Regions from separate parts of the Homo sapiens genome. Here region 2 is linked to region 1. The links are chromatin loops, found by intact Hi-C in ENCODE. Cell type or tissue: K562. All regions are shown on one strand. Each heading gives the region's core, and the rest is flanking DNA. Links, peaks and the distances in the headings are about the cores only.

Region 1 (5,670 bases), core at 166-5,165:
TCATATGTGTGTTGTCACACACAAGTCTAATGTATACAGCTCAGACATATTAAGAGACACCCCCACCCTGCCTGCCCCCAATTAAGTTGCCAACCCAGCACCTCACTCCCAGCCACCGAAGAAGAGATTGCCTGTTACATCACTCAAGCCCATTATTCTCTTTTCTCCCTATGGCATCCACTCCTTCTAGATGCTTTTTAGCTCCTGGTTTAAGCAGAGGCAAGACATATTTTGCATTTTAAGATTAATATTATATATCTTTGACTTTTACAAGGCTAGACACCCTGGGGACTGACATTTAATAGATGTTAATGGAATTTAATTTTTACATGCACTAGGTGTGAGCATTTATCTTCTAAAATAGTCTGAAACCTTAGACGGCACCAAGAAAATTCCATAACAAATTATTTTTCACTCTATATCCTTAAATCAAGTTACTGAGCAAAGTAGAAAAGCTGTTTTCTGATATTTAGAATTTAAAACCTGAATATAATTATCATTAATTAATTACATGGAAAGGATCAACAGGCATTTTGCCATAGTGATTACCATTGCAAAACAGTTCTAAAATGGTGCCTAAAAAGAAACTTTCTCCATAACCTATTTTCCCATTGATTTTCATTAGGCAAGACATCCCCTCTGCAAAAGTAAGTGTGGCCCCAAACATATTAAATAATAATCAGCATGATCAATATTTTGAAAATTTTTATATAACTCTAACAAAGCAATGATAAAAGTAACACAAAATTAGAGGTAGTTGACCATGTTTTCTGAGTAAATTGTGTGTTCTAACGCTGTGACTAGGAGCAGAGTAGCCACTTGCATTTTCAAAGTACATTTTTGTCTGGATTTCAAATACAGTTTAATTTTGAATTTTGGCTAATATGATCACAGAATTTGGAAAATATTACAGATAGAAGAAAACACTGCTTTGTATCTTTGTAATCTTTACAATTCATGAACTAACATATTTGAAAAAGCTGTCAATTTATTCTCTACATATTTAAAATGCTGAAGTCCCTCCCATTCCAATTAATGAAGGAAAACCCTTCTTTTTTTGCTTCAGTGCCTGGCACTGAAGTGCCTACTTAATAAACATTTGATGAGTAAATGAATGATTTTGACAGTAGCCAAGAGCTTGCAGCAAAAATGAGGTAATGCAGTACATTGCAAAGAGCAATGTGAGGAAGCGGATCTGGGTTCTTGTCCCAGTTCTGTCATGAACCAGCTGTGTAACTTTAGGTAAGGAACTTGACCTCTCTGGGCCTTGGCTTCCTCCATGCAAATCTGGATGCTGGGTATGACCTCCAATGACCTCTAGTTCTAAAAGGCTACAGTTCTAAATCTTAAAATTAGCCATTCTTGCCAGTGTCACTTTGAACTTTAGCCATTAGTCTCCACAGAGATAGACACATTTTAGCGTAGTAGCCTCTAGAATGAAATCTATTAAAAGGTTCAATATGCTAATGCAAGCAGTGGAAAGATACAAGCCTCAATGGTTCACCCAAAGAGGACTCGAGTAAGTGTAGAAGTGTACAAGAGAAATAGAAGGGAAACCTGGGAAAAAAAAGTCTCTATAGCTCAGACTAGTGAAGTCTCCAGAAAGCAGGTTTCCTGAGAGGTCAAAAGTGAGTAGGTTTTATTTATGACTGATTAACAAGTGATGAATTTATAAAGGGCTTCCCTTCCAAAGAGAGCACCAGAATGCTTTATTTCCTAATTGGAGAGTGCTTTGCACATAAATAAAGGAGGATCGCTGCTGCCTGTCAGGGAAGCACTTTGATAGGGCAAGCATGTTCTCGTCTGTGTCCTGATTGACTGTGTGACCTTGGGCAAGTCATTCGTCTTCCCCCAACCAGTATCCCTAATCGTAAAACGGAAATAAAAATACTCACTGCCTTCGCTGAGGATTTATAAGACAAGATGAATATGTTTAAGCCCCCAGAGGGGAAAAGGCCACATATAAGAAGGCAAAGAACTACAGACTCGTGCTGTTGGACTTTTCATACAACTTGGGAAAGAAAACAACACAACAAAACTCTTGAGCTATAGGCCGGGCGCGGTGGCTCATGCCTGTTATCCCAGCACTTTGGGAGGCAGAGGCGGGCGGATCACCTGAGGTCAGGAGTTCCAGACCAGCCTGGATAACATGACGAAATCCCGTTTCTACTAAAAATACAAAAATTAGCTGGGCGTGGTGGCAGGCGCCTGTAGTCCCAGTTACTCAGGAGGCTGAGGCAGGAGAATTGCTTGAACCCAGGAGGCGAAGGTGGTAGTGAGCCGAGATCATGCCACTGCACTCCAGCCTGGGCGACAAAGTGAGACTCTGTTAAAAAGAAAAAAAAAAAAAAAAAAGAAAAGAAAAGAAAAGAAAAAAAGAAAGAAAGAAAGAAAGAAAAAAAGACAAAAAAACTCCTGAGCTTTAAGTTTTCCAGTCCCAAAACAAACAAACAAAAAACCCCCAAACAAACAAAAATCCTCACCCCATACAACCTGCCCATTTTTTCCCCCTACATGTTGCACAGCACAGCACAGGCTGGGGACTGTGATTCGAAGGTGAGTAGCTGGACGGCTGAAGGCTGATGTTAAATTTATCCCCCCAGAATTCGAACCCCTTGCTCCATCCGTAACAGTGAGATCGTTGGCAAATTAGTTTTGATGTCTCAATCTCTTCTTCTGTAAGATATGGGATAATATTACTATTTACCATATGTGTACAGATCTGTGAATAGATGCCTGGCATACAGTAATTTCCCAATAAATATTTGCTGATAATTTCTGTTTCTTAGCAGCATCATTCAAACTGCTGAAATATTTTCTTTAAAAAAAAATCAAAGGTCCTTCTGAGATAGTATTGGGATATAAAGATAAACGTGACAAAAACATTTGTGCTTCAAAGGGGAACCAGTATAAAGCCATAAAGCCCACTTTCTTCTGCTGAATAGAATGAGTTTGGGGACAGGGACAACGCCTTAAAATGGGTCAACGCGCGGACGCGAGGGGGCACTGTGAGTCCGCTTTGGCGAGGGAGAGGCGGCGGCCCGCGCGGGGCGGGGAGGGCTGCGCCCTTCCAGCATCCCAGCGCCCAGGAGCTTCGCCACCTACCAGGGTCCGAGACCTTAACTCGGTTCCGGAAAGGGCGTCCCGGGTGACCCAAGTTTGGGGCCACAAGCAGCTCCACCGGCTCTCCGCGTTGGTCTCTCCCCTCCCCCTAAGCAGACAGTCCTTTCTGCCAGCTGTCCTTAATTTGAGATTCGTGAGTCCCGGGGTTTGGGAAACCAGAACCCCCCTGCGACTGTAGGGAACGTTTTGGGTGCGCCTATGTCGGGTATTTTCCTGGGCAAAAGGACAGAAGCTGTCATCTGATTCTTTAAGGGGTTCGTGTCCCAAGAGGGGGTTAAGCTCTCTTGGTTTAGGATAAGAGGGCCCACCTAACCACCCACCCAAATGCCAAACACACAGCAGGTCGAGAAACGACTCTGAAATCACTCCTTGTCCACTTCCCAAGGTCGGGCGAGAGACTGGCACGCCCCACGGGCAATCTTCAGAAAAAAAGGTCAGATCTGGTCCTTAAACAGCTCAGGTGCGAAGCTGAATCGCCCTTCTGCGGAAAGAGAGGAGACAGTACCTGCCCCCGCCGTCCCTCACTTCCCTTAGTCCCAAGAAGAGGTCAGACACCGGGAAATGGGGCCCAGGCGCTTGGTCTGTTCCACCTGCCACTCGAGTCCCCAGTCCCAAGAGGCTGCTCAGACATTGGCATGATGGGGAAACTCGATTGATTTTGTTACCTCCTAGAGGGAAAATGCCGTGGGCGGAGATGTCTGAGCGTCCCTTCCAACACGAGCTGGGTGGTGCTCTATTGATTTTCACGCGATCCCCGGGCGGGAGCGAGAGGATAGGCTCGGATTCCCGGGCTCCAGGACCGAACGCCTGGCAGTGTCCCCGGGGGCAAAGCCACCCCGGGAGCCCGTGCAGTATACTAGGTGGGGGGCCCGGAGAGAAAGCATAGCGCCGACGAGGGGGAGGGGCCGGGCAGAAAGGAGGGTGGGGTACCGGGTGGGACACACTGACCTAGGAGAAAGTACAACCCACCCCAAACTTTCGCAGACCCGGGAGCTTAGGAAGGGAGAGCCAGGAAGACAGCAGCCTCTCCTGCCGCCCAACGTGCCCAGCTGCAGCGAGGAGGGGCGGCGCGCAAGCCGGCTGGACCCGGGCGGTCCCCACGTTGCGCCCACCCTCCGGGCCAAAACGCCGCCGCTCGGGTCACTGAGTGGCCGCCCACGGAAGAAGTCAGATCGCCGGGCTCTGGGCTGCGTACGGGATCCGAGGAAGGGGGATTCAAACGCGGATCCGGAAGGAAGGGACACTGAACCCCGCAGCGTCCCCAGCGCCGTGGGGCGGCGGGACGTGTCCTTGGGCTGCCAGCGGGCGCGGAAGCTGGAGTCCGGCAGGGTCGGGAAGAAGTGAGCACAGACTTCCACGGGTAGAAGAGTCAGATTAAACAGAAATGTGAAAAGCAACCCAGGGCAGCCAACGGAGCCCAGCAGCGTAGAAGCCACCGGCTTCCCGCCGGGAGGACTACAGTGACTGACACTCGCGAAGACTAGGCGCTCCCAGCGGCCGCGGGTCTGCGTGGAGAAGTCGCCTCGCGGCGCGGAGCGCGCCAGCGGCGGCGGCGGCTGCCAGAGCGCGAGATGCGGCGCGCAGCCGCCGGACCGTCCCGGCTGGGAAAACTCGCGGGCGGCACTGCGCAGCGCTGACCCGGCGCAGGTCCGAGGGGTGTGCCCCGGCCCCTCCCGTCTCCGCCCCCTCCCGCGCCAGTCGCGCGCCCCTCCCCGCGGCGGCAGCGTCGGCGGCGCATCCAGGGGCGGCGCGGAGCCTTGCTCAGCCCAGCAGCCAGTGCCTGCGAGCTCCGCTGCTGCTTGGGGAATTCACTTTGCTGCTTGTTCGCTTCTCCCTTCCTCAGGCTTCTTCTGATGGTTTTCCGTCTCCTGCCCGAGCCTTTCCTTTAAAAGGAAAACTTTACTGCGATACCCTTTTCCCCTTGGAGGAGAGGATTAAAAGTTCCAAGAACTGGTGCCGCCCGTGCCATTTGGGCGCTGGGAAGGTGCTCGGCGGCGGGGTTCCCGGTCCCACCATGTGCACCAACATAGTTTACGAGTGGCTCAAAGCGCTGCAGCTTCCGCAGTACGCGGAGTCCTTCGTGGATAACGGCTACGATGACCTGGAGGTGTGCAAGCAGATCGGGGACCCGGACCTGGATGCCATCGGGGTGCTGGCGCCCGCGCACCGCCGCCGTATCCTGGAGGCCGTGCGCCGGCTGCGGGAGCAGGACGCCAACGCCGCCGGCCTCTACTTCACGCTTGAGCCGCAGCCGGCGCCCCCCGGGCCGCCCGCCGACGCCGTCCCCACCGGCCGCCGGGGGGAGCCGTGCGGCGGCCCGGCCCAGGGCACCCGCGGGGACTCTCGCGGCCACACGACCGCCCCCCGCAGCAGGGAGCTGGTGAGCTACCCCAAACTGAAGCTGAAGATCATGATCAGGGATAAGCTCGTCCGTGACGGCATCCACCTGAGCAAGCCCCCGTACTCCCGCAAGGTAAGGAGGTGCCGTCCGGGCGGCCCGGGGCGCGCGGCGGGAGGGGACACAGCCCAGCTGCCTGTGCCAAGGCT
Region 2 (5,670 bases), core at 325-5,324, 300 kb after region 1:
CGGCAAGTAGCAAAGTCAGGATTTGAAGCTGTGCTGTCTGACTCCAGAGCCCAGATACACATGTACTACGCACACTGCCTCTCTTTAGGGTCTTCCTCCAGCCTTTGTTACTCAAACTTGTCTCCTCCAGCCCTGGGCATCCACCCTCCATCCACAGCCAGCTCCACTGTGTTCTTTGACACCTCCATCCTTTGGTTCCCATGGCTTCCTCTGAAGCTCCTGCTCCTTCTCGCCTTGCAGACTCTCCATTGTTCAAGTTCCCACTTAGGTGCCACTACCTTGGGAAAGCTTTTTTCACACTTCTCCAGGTCACCCATAGGTCTATTCAGCCACAGCATGTTGGCCATGGGCCCATTCTTGTCTTTGTTATTTTTTCTTATTTTGAAGATATCTTTTTTTTTTTTTTTTTTGATACAGTCTTGCTGTCGGCCAGGCTGGAGTGCAGTGGCACCATCTCGGCTCGCTGCAACTTCCACCTCTTGAGTTCAATCGATTCTCCTGCCTCAGCCTCCCGAGTAGCTGGGACTACAGGTGCACACCACCACACCCAGCTAATTTTTTTTTGTATTTTTAGTAGAGACGGGGTTTCACCATGTTGGCCAGGCTGGTCTCGATCTCCTGACCTTGTGATCCACCTGCCTCAGCCTCCCAAAGTGCTGGGATTACAGGCGTGAGCCACTGCGCCCAGCCTGAAGGTATCTTTATGTGTTTTTCTCCCCTCACTGGAGCACCTCCAGAACAAAGTCCTCCCCATCTTTGCTGTTCCCAGCCCTTAACGTACAGAGAAGAAGGCTCATAACAACTGCTTGTTTAATAAATGAATGTTTTACTGCCAGATAATCTAGCATCAAAGTTTCTTTTGCCTAATTTTGACCTGCCCTTGTAACTCATTTATCAGACAGTTATAAAACAGTTTAAAGCTCAACTGAAAAGTGCAAAAAAATCAAAAAGCGGAAAAAAAGGGAGGGGTAGTATCTCGTTTCTTAGGCTGCGTAACATTATGAGGTTACTCTTTAACAGCACTAGAGAGTGTTGAATTTTTTAGAGCTTAAAATGATTGGCTGAGATATTAAGCTGCTTTGCCAGCTGTTCAAAAATGGATTGCTCCCAGCATATAAATAACTACTGTTATGTCTCTATAAAATTCTAGACCTTGAATGGCATATTTGATTAGAGTGAAATGAAAAAGAAAGAATTGTTACAAACAAGAAGCTGAGATTAAAAAGGTGTATTCAGTAACTACCTATGGTGAGTTAAAATCATCTTTCCATGAGTGAACATAGAAAATTAAATAAAATACCTGCAATCTTGAAGGAACTGAAACATAGACCTTAGTGAAGTTTAATCATACCCATGGCAATCTCTTTCTTTTATCCTCTTCAAATGGGGTTTATTGCAAAGGAGAATCAGTTGTATGTAGTTTAACAATTTCTAGCCCAGTTATATGAGTCTAACACCTTCAGTGTCTGCTTATGTGATATTTATTAAGAATTTTCTTGTGCTTCTGTAAATATTAATTACAGACCAGATGCATCAGATGTGAATAGCAGCAGCTTGGAAGTGCCCAAGTGCAGCATAAGTCTTCCATTTCCATTGTAAATATTGACAGTGGGTGTCTTTTTCAATGTCACTCATTGCCCCATCTGATCTCAGCTATGTTTACATACAGGATGTTACTCAGTTCTGTTTATTATGTTATATTGTAGTAATGGAAATCCAACTTCCTTTATTGAAATGATGATAACTGATTTGAAAAGACCTAGTATAGGGGAAATTGGCCAATAATAATGGACGTGTGAGAAGAAAAAGAGAAAAGAAAAGGAAAACAACTTTGAAATCATGTATTGTTTCAAGCTAGCAAGGATTTATTGAATAGTGAATTGTGTGTCCTGCTCTATGTTAGATCCTGAAGACTCAATCCTGAAGACACAAATTCACAGATGAAAATATGGGGTCTTCCTTTCAATAAGCTCAGCAAGATAGAGTAAAAGCTACAGTGCCTCAGAAAAGGAAGAGTATTGGCTGAGATCTAAAAATGTTTAGGAATTTCTTACCAAGTACAGTGCCAATAGAACAAAATTAAAAATATTGAAGGGGCACTCACAATTCACTGACCTGAGATTGAACGGCTTCATCAATGGGAGGAGGTAAGAGATATAAGGTACTGATCCACTTAAAGTTCTGAAATTTGCAAGGAAAATAATGAGCTTGCAATGCTGTTAGGTAGCATACCCCTCACTCTAGGTTTTGTTATTATGATCAGCTGCATCCAGACAGTCTCAGAGTTCATCTGGGGACCACAGCAAGCAGGAAACCATTTGTGTGCTGGAGACTTGACAGCAGCCAAGGGGAGGAACCAGGAAGAGCCACAGGAAGTGCATGGCATGGAGCCCTATCCACAAGAAAGACAGCTACAGAAATGGGGCTGACACATGGTATCTTCCAGGGCTACTCAGTCTGCTGGTGGGTGAATCCGTGGGATATGTTTTTGCTAATGAGACATCCTCTGACAAGATTAATAATCTATGCGGCTACATCAACAGCGACACTAAGGGAAATCTACTTCAAAAACGAGTGTGCGCATGCGCGCGCGCGCGCGCACACACACACACACTCATTGTGATGCATTTGCTGCTACTTCCAGTCACCTCCCTCAAGCCTTATCTTTGGTCCTATCAGAGTAAAAACACAATAGATGTGTCAATTGCCCAAGTCACAACATCTTTCTAGTGGAGCCATGTACCTGTTTTGAGTCATTGCCACGGTTTTTGGAACAAGCTCCCGCCTACTTGCTGGGACTGAGCCTCTCTGGCATGCTCTGACCTCTAGCACATGCATGCTTCATCATTTGTAAACATTTGCCTGCCTATACCACTGAACTAGAACCTTCCTGATTGTTGGCTTCTGGCCACATTTTTCTTTCCCCCCATTTCTTGCTCTTAATGTTTTTTGCACCTCTTGCCTGCACTAATTTTTGAGATCCTTCCCTGCCAAGCACCATGAAATCCTCTCAGCAACTTTGAGAGTGCTGTGGATTGAATTACATCCCTCCAAATTCATATGTCAAAGCCCTCAAATCCAATAGGATCATATTTGAAGATTGTATTTGGGAGGTAACTAGGCTTAGATGAGGTCATGAGGGTGGGGCCCTCATAATGGGATTAGTGGCCTTGTAAGAGACATCAAAGCACTTGTTTGCTCTCTCTCTCCACCATGAGAGGACACAGTGAGAAGGTGGCCATCTGCAGGGGAGTAAAAGATCTGCAGGGGAGTAAAAGAGTCCCCACCAGAAACCAAATTAGCCGACATTTGATCTTGTACTTCATAGCCTCCAGAACTGTAAGAAATAAATTTCTGTTGTTTTTTTTTGTTTTGTTTTGTTTTTTGTTTTTTGAGATGGAAAGGAGTCTTGCTCTGTCACCCAGGCTGGAGTGTAGTGGCACGATCTCGGCTCACTGCAAGCTCCGCCTCCCAGGTTCATGCCATTCTCCTACCTCAGACTCCTGAGTAGCTGGGACTACAGGCACTTGCCACCACGCCTGGCTAATTTTTTTTTTGTACTTTTAGTAGAGACAGGGTTACAGCGTGTTAGCCAGGATGGTCTCGATCTCCTGACCTCATGATCCGCCTGCCTTGGCCTCCCAGAATGCTGGGATTATAGGCATGAGCCACTGTGCCCAGCCATAAATTTCTGTTGTTTAAGCCACACAGTTTGTAGTAATTTTTAAGGGCAACCGAAGCAGATGAATACAGAGAGGAACTTTAAAATGAGAAAAACAAGACTCAGAGGAATGAAGCACTCTGTCTTAGAATTTAGTTATTAAGTACTCCATTTTACTAAAAAAAAATCTTTGGTCTTTTCGCCACACAGTACTGCATTAAAAATTGGATAGTTTGCCCCACCCTCATACTAAACATGTCATTACTAAAATAGAGCTAAGGTTTAAATTGTCCATCGTCCTTATGTGTAAGATGTTGAGGACTACAAGCTTAGACAATGGGTATACATCCTATATTTAGAACCTTTCGTGTGTCTTACTTGTGTCTCTACCCAGGACTTACCTTTTTTCAATGTATTTGCATAAGGGCATGTGTATCCAAATTGCTTCTACATTATTAGACTGTAGAACTTAGTCTATTGACTTTCAATAATATAGCACTTAGCTAAACACCAGACACGTGGCTTCTGTTAGATAGTATCTAATCGTAATACATTTTTATCATATTTTAGTGGTGTATATACAGGTAAGCAGAAAAGCATAAATAAAAATCTGATCCTCATTTCCTCCTCAGCCATCTTGAATGTTTTCTGAAAGAAGACACACTACTTTTGAGAGACCTCAAAATGAGAGTCTAGACAAGCTGGTAGCATCATCCTTCAGAGAAACCTGTTGGGATCTATGGTCAGTTCCATGAAAGGCAACCTATGGGAGGCCAACCACTGAACAACTTGTGGCTATAAATTTGGTCTTGCATTTCTGCATTTATTATTATTTTTTTAGAGACTGGGTCTCACTCTGTCACCCAGGCTGGAGTGCAGTGATGCAACCATTGCTCACTGCAGCCTTGAACTTCTGGAATCAGGTGATCCAGTTCAGCTTCTCGAGTAGCTAGGACTACAGATATATGCTGCCATGCCTAGCTAATTTTTTAAAGTTATTTTTTGTAGAGATAGAGTCTCACTATGTTGCCCAGGCTGTTCTAGAACTCCTGGCCACAAATGATCCTTCCACCTTGGCCTCCCAAAGTGGTGGGATTACATATGTGAGCCACTGCACCCAGCCTGGTTCAGCACTTTCTGTGGCCTCTAGGTGACTCAGTCTTAGCTTGTCGTGACACTAGAAGTAAGAGGGTATTTTATTTCCAAGGAATTATAAGAATTAACTTTGTTTCTTTAGGATTGGGTCTGTTTTAGGGAAAATATCTTGTTTAAAGTTTCATTCTAGGCAAAAGTTCAGCTATTTTATTTTCCCAGTTTAAAAAAATGAATTGAATGTATAATATATTGAATCGTCATAGTTCTGTTAATGTTATTTCATCAGCTGTATATGAAACCCATTCATCTCGGAGTATGAAGCAGTTCTGCTTGTGTCAGCAGTTTAAAAGCAAAGCTGTGGATATGAGGGCAGCGAGGCACAATAATCCATTTCCTTTTAGAATGTTTGTGGCCTAAACTAAAGCCCAATTTCCTCATATTAAGCAGTCCTTTTGAAAGAAGATGATAATTCCATCAAATAATTTTGCTGTATATTTATAAACAGACAGAAGCGAAGTTTATGATGTTAGGGCTTAATTTAATGGATTTTGGATTGCATGTATAGTGAGTTATGGGAAAAAATAGAATTTAACATCTTATAGTAAAACAGACGTTCATTGCCAGAATCACTGATCCGTCCTGGAGACCTGTGCTTATCTTTTTTGCCATTTGTCAAAAGGAGGCTCTTTTCTTTTTTTTTCCTTCTGCATACATTATTTTCTCTGTGTTCATTTCTCTACAGTAGATGGTATTTCCACAGTTTAAAAATATCAGTGCTTTTCCTTTATGTGGAAATTGAGATATTATCCAGAAAGACAGTTCTGAGACACAGTACAGATTTCTAGCTGCTATAGCCTGGGCATGGTGACTCCACCTCCTCCCCAGCTTAAATGAAGAGAAAACAGAGTGGCACT

The links. Hi-C counts contacts between places; a loop is a spot of excess contacts. Peaks named below come from ENCODE experiments on the same cell type or tissue, not always from the same donor. Only the 100,000 strongest peaks of a DNase experiment are listed, where the experiment ranks them.
Region 2: a loop joins it to region 1, with 8 times the contacts of the local background. A loop is called at or near these places in 2 of 110 quality-filtered maps.

Annotation. Positions count from the first base shown.
Region 1 is chr6:147,503,792-147,509,461 of GRCh38, forward strand. SAMD5 (sterile alpha motif domain containing 5) reads left to right here and starts at 4,899. Exons shown (of 2, transcript NM_001030060.3): 1 at 4,899-5,596. The coding sequence starts at 5,138. RefSeq lists an enhancer at 1-291 and a silencer at 3,051-3,100. In K562, for the core only: a CTCF peak has its summit at 3,001 (motif pointing right); DNase peaks (open chromatin) are centred at 3,030, 4,282 and 4,800; H3K4me3 peaks cover 2,022 bases; H3K27me3 peaks cover 1,823 bases.
Region 2 is chr6:147,803,720-147,809,389 of GRCh38, forward strand. It overlaps a transcript of SAMD5 not described here. Among named protein-coding and RNA genes, the nearest start is that of SAMD5, 300 kb to the left of the region's middle. In K562, for the core only: a CTCF peak has its summit at 3,237; no DNase peak of the experiment used is centred there.